2 separate regions of the Mus musculus genome follow, and region 1 is linked to region 2. Evidence: chromatin loops called from intact Hi-C (ENCODE). Cell type or tissue: left cerebral cortex. All regions are shown on one strand.

What was found. A loop is a pair of places that touch in the nucleus more often than their neighbours do. Peaks named below come from ENCODE experiments on the same cell type or tissue, not always from the same donor. Only the 100,000 strongest peaks of a DNase experiment are listed, where the experiment ranks them.
Region 1: it touches region 2 in a loop (3-fold over the local background); 4 of 42 quality-filtered maps call a loop at or near these places.

What each region holds. Positions count from the first base shown.
Region 1 is chr4:84,863,131-84,865,630 of GRCm38, reverse strand. No RefSeq gene overlaps it. Among named protein-coding and RNA genes, the nearest start is that of Cntln, 20 kb to the left of the region's middle. In left cerebral cortex, no CTCF peak of the experiment used is centred here; a DNase peak (open chromatin) is centred at 1,015.
Region 2 is chr4:83,793,401-83,795,900 of GRCm38, reverse strand. Ccdc171 (coiled-coil domain containing 171) reads right to left here. Exons shown (of 26, transcript NM_001355378.1): 24 at 570-701. Among named protein-coding and RNA genes, the nearest start is that of Gm42309, 47 kb to the left of the region's middle. In left cerebral cortex, a CTCF peak has its summit at 1,443 (motif pointing left); a DNase peak (open chromatin) is centred at 1,427.

The sequences.
Region 1 (2,500 bases), 1.1 Mb before region 2:
ATATGCTCTGTTGCATTCAGAAAACACTGTCTCCTTGAAGTCGCCCACTGCTTCTTTACAATCTTTCCTCCTCGTCTTCCATGAAGATCCCTGAGCCTTGAGGGGAGGATGTGGTCAGAATAGGTATTTCATTTGGTAATGAGTACCCTGGAACATAAAACCCTTAGAAAGCAACATAGGAGAAAATGTAGATATGACCATGTGTGTGGTGATGACCACTAGAAACAATGTCAAATTCAAATCATTAAAATCTTAAAACTTGGGTAAGGCCACCACTGTCAAAAGAATGAGAAAGCAACAGGAGCAAACATTTGCAAAAGACATATCCAATAGAGAGTTTTGCACAAAATATATAAAGAACTCTTAACACTCAACAACTCAGAAGTGAAATGCTCAGCTAAGCAAATGAACAAAAGCCCTAACCAGAGGATGCAGGCCCAGAGGATAAAGAGATGACAGACAATAAGCATTTGAAAAGACAGTGGACATCATATGTCGTTAAAGAACTGTCAGTCAAGGCAAGATGATACCACACACCTTTAGGAAAACCTGAAACACTGGCAACATTGGAAGACTGAAAATGTAAAGCAATCTGATTTCACCTTACTGCTTCCAGGAATGAATCATTTTGTAAACATTTGGGGGATTGGCTGTATCCCTCCCTCCCACCCTTCCTTCCTTCCTTCCTTCCTTCCTTCCTTCCTTCCTCTATCCATTCATATATCCATCTTTTTAAAATTCCTTTCATTTTTTTTTCCTTTTCAGAGACAGGGTTCATAGACTTAGTCTCAAACTCATTACGTGGTTGAAAATAATTGTAACCCCCTGATGCTCCTGTCTCTGCCTCCCAACTGCTGGGATTACACACCCTGCCACCACGTCTGTTTGATGTGGTGTTGATCTCAAACACAAAGCTTCAATCCTGCCAGTTAACCACTCTACTAACTGTGCAACATCCCAGCCCAGCCAGATAGTGTCCTACAGCATGAAATAGAATTTAGCATATGATTCGGCAACTGTACATCTTGACATTTACTTTAGCGTGTTAGAAACTTAAATCCACCCACAAATCTGCCATGACATTTATAGTTTCATTCATAATTCTTAAAACTTGAAAGTAACCAAGCTGTCTGTCTTTCTTTTGGTGAATAAAGAAACTTCAGAGCATCTGAATAATGGGGTATCATTCAGCAATAAAAAAAAAGAGCTCTTGAGTTACAAAAGGTCATTTATATATATTAAAAAAAGAACCTTAAATGCATATTGCTGAGAAGCAAATCTGCAAATCTGAAGAGGTTATATATTTTGTGGTTCCAACTACATAACATTCCAGGAAAGGAAAAAAAACAAAACAAAACAAACCTGTAGCATGATTAAAGGATCAGTGGTTCAAGGGAAGGGAGAGAGAGATCACAAGGGTTTCAGAGAAGAGATAATGTCCCATGTCCTAAGTGTAGATATATATCATATGTTTGTTGAAAGTTACAGAATACACAGTATACCACACTAACAGAGCTCACTGTCAGTGGCAGAGGACACATGGGGACTCAATGTACTTCAAGTGTGTGTTTTCTATGAAACTAGAACGTCATTGAAAAAAGAAACCTAGCAGCAAGGCAAGATAGCTCCGCGGGAGAAAACATTTGCAGCCAAGCCTGAAGACCTGAGTTCTATTCCCCATCGTCCAGATGGAAGAAGGAAAGAACCTACCCCTAGAAGTAGTCCTCTGACCTCCACACATGCAGCCTGGTACACAAGCAGACACACGTACACACAAACAAGAAACATAAATAAATACAACTTTCAACTATTTTAAAAAGCTTCAATAATTCAGACTCACCCAAACTTTGCAACAGTCTCAGCTGTTGGCAAGGACAGAACCTCATATCACTCACACATTGCTGCTTCTGCTGAAGAGTCTCATGTCGACTGGACACAAAGTAGAGCTATCTGAAATGGGGCGGGAGACCCTTATTTTTAAGTTTAATTTTTTTTTTTTACTAATTTGTTTTACATCCTACCCACTGCCCTCATTCCAGTCACTTCCTCCCATAATCCTTCCCCTATACTTCTGTATTAGTCAGGGTTCTCTAGAGTCACAGAACTTACGGATAGTCTCTAGATAGTAAAGGAATTTATTGATGACTTACAGTCGGCAGCCCAATTCTCAACAATGATTCAGTCGCAGTTGTGAATGGAAGTCCAAGGATCTAGCAGTTACTCAGTCTCACGCAGCAAGCAGGCAAAGGAGCAAGAGCAAGAGCTAGACTCCCTTCTTCCAATGTCCTTATATTGTCTCCAGCAGAAGGTGTAGCCCAGATTAAAGGTGTGTTCCTTAAACTCGGAGATTCAATCTTCTGGAATCCATAGCCACTATGGCTCAAGATCTTCAAACCAAGATCCAGATAAGGATCTCCATGCCTCCAGATAAGGGTCACTGGTGAGCCTTCCAATTCCGGATTGTAGTTCATTCCAAATATTGTCAAGTTGACAACCAGGA
Region 2 (2,500 bases):
TTACTCTTAAAGTTATTCAAGGTTTCATAAGTTGATGTTTTGAGCTTTAAAATGAAATGGCCCTGTTTACACACTGTAGTACAATGCTCTATGAAACTTAAGTATTAAAAGGTAAAAGGACTCTTTAATACAAAATACAGTTGGACTTTAGGTTTTTCTAAAATTAAAATGTGGATTTTTTTGGAATTAACGTGAAAATTTTTCAGATATCTCCTTTAAAACTCTATATGTAAAGGGACTTATTTTAAAACAACAAACACAACAGATAGATTTGGCTTGAAAAGATAACAGCCTAATGTCTTACCAGCTTCCACTGAGAGGAAAGTGGGTCTTTTAATATTGGACTTTGACATAAACACATACTTTTCTTTGTAAAATGCTTTTCTGCATTATTTTAATTGGCTAGTCCTGGCTTTGAAGAAACGTGTTTTTATGCTACGTGATAGAAAGCATTTATTTGCATCTCATCTAAATTATTCACAATACTCCAAGGCTTCCATTCTCTCCCAGTTAGTACAATTTATTTTTCTACACATTTCAGTGGCAAGCAATGTTATTTAGGCTCTAACCTGGCATGCCACCACCTCTGGCCCACCCTGGAGCCCCTCCATTGCAAAGGTCTCCAGGTGCAGTTTGGGTAGCTGCAGGGTGAAGTCATTCCTAGTTGCTGCAGTCCGTGACAGTGAGATCTGATCTCTGACCTAAAGGGGGGAAAAAAAACAGCATCAATGGTAATTCCCCTTCAGACACATTAACTGGGATGAACTGGGTCCCCTTGAGCCCACTGAGTGGACTTGCATTGATCGCTGGACCTGAAATCCATGAATAAATTTAGGACTAATTGATTTTTCGTTGCAAATAAATCTCTAATTCAGAGTGCTGGGGGAGAATGTTAAGAAGAAAAAGCATCCTCCTGCTTGAAATGAAGAGGGGAGACGAGGCACAGAAGCCTTCTGATCAAGGCGCTTTGAATTATTCCTTCACAGCTCCACTCGGAAAATGGGGGGGGTGGGGGGGGACACAAAATCAAAAGCAAGCTGCAATCCCCTATTATCACTCTCTTAAAAGCGTGTTTAACTGACATTAGATCATGCATGTTGTACATGATAGTTACTAGGGACTGGGTTTTGAAAAGAAACTTCACTAGCACAGACTCTGGAATAAGAACAAATACACTCAACACAAAAGGGGACTTCAAAATACACAAGTACAGGGTTTGCTCGGCCTGCTCGGTGTTCCAAAACTGTAGGACTTAATTAAACTTAAGCCTGAGCAATAAACTCATGGAAACCGGCTTGGTCACAAAACCTCTAAATAAGATAACGGAAATAAAATCAGTAGCATTTGTACTAGAGTTTAAGTATTCAGAAAGGTAAGGACACAAGCTTGTACAGACGGAGTTCTAATTCCAAGCTCCTGTGGGCAGTTGATATCACACTGCCACCTTCTGGACAAATCAGCACACGCACAGCAAATACAAAGAAACTCCAGCACTTAGTCTTAGGAATTCTGTACTCAGGTTTGCATTTGAGATAAAGTTCTCGCTTTTCATCAGTCAGCTGAGTAAGAAGAGTTTACTTTTTTTTTAATATAATTTTATTTGTAATTCTTTTTTTTACACTCCATATTCCATTCCCCGCCCCTCCCCGCCCACTTTCCAACTGTTCCACATCCCACACCTCCTCCCCACCACACCCTGTCTCCACATGGATGCCCCCACCCCCACCCCATCTAACCTCTAAACTCCCTGGGGCCTCCAGTCTCTTGAGGGTTAGGTGCCTCATCTCTGAATGAACACAGACCTGGCAGGCCTCTACTGTGTGTGTGTTGGGGGCCTCATATCGGTTCCAGATTAATCAAGACTGCTGGTCTTCCTACAGGATCGCCCTTCTCCTCAAATTCTTTAAGTCCTCCCTAATTCAACAACAGGGGTCAGCTGCTTCTCTATTTCTCTTTCAGCTGCTTGTTGGGTGTTTCAGAGGCCAGTCATGATAGATCTATTTTTGTGAGCTCTCCATAGCCTCAGTAATAGTGTCAGGCCTTGGGACCTCCCCTTGAGCTGGATCCCACTTTGGGCCTGTCACTGGACCTTCTTTTCCCCAGGCTCCTCTCCATTTTTATACAGAAACATTTTCTAACATTTCGTGGGTTTCGGTAGGTTTTTAAATCTTTTTTTTTTTTTTTTTTTTTTTTTTTTTTTGCTATCATATATTTAACAAATACTATAAAACTACCTTACACCGTTTTGGGATTTGGCTCAGTGATTAAAGAGCTAACCATGCAAGCATAAGAGCCTGAGTTTAGGTCCCCAGCACCTGTTCCAAAACTAGGCACATGCTGGAGGTGGGAACGGTGGAGTCCTGGGAGTCTCTGGCCACTCAGTTCAACCAATCCAGAGCTCTGAGTTCAGTGAGAGATTCCAACCCAGAAAGTGCAGGGGTTTTTTTTTTGGGGGGGGGGCAAAAGAAGATGCTAATTTCACCCTCTGGCTTCTAGGCCC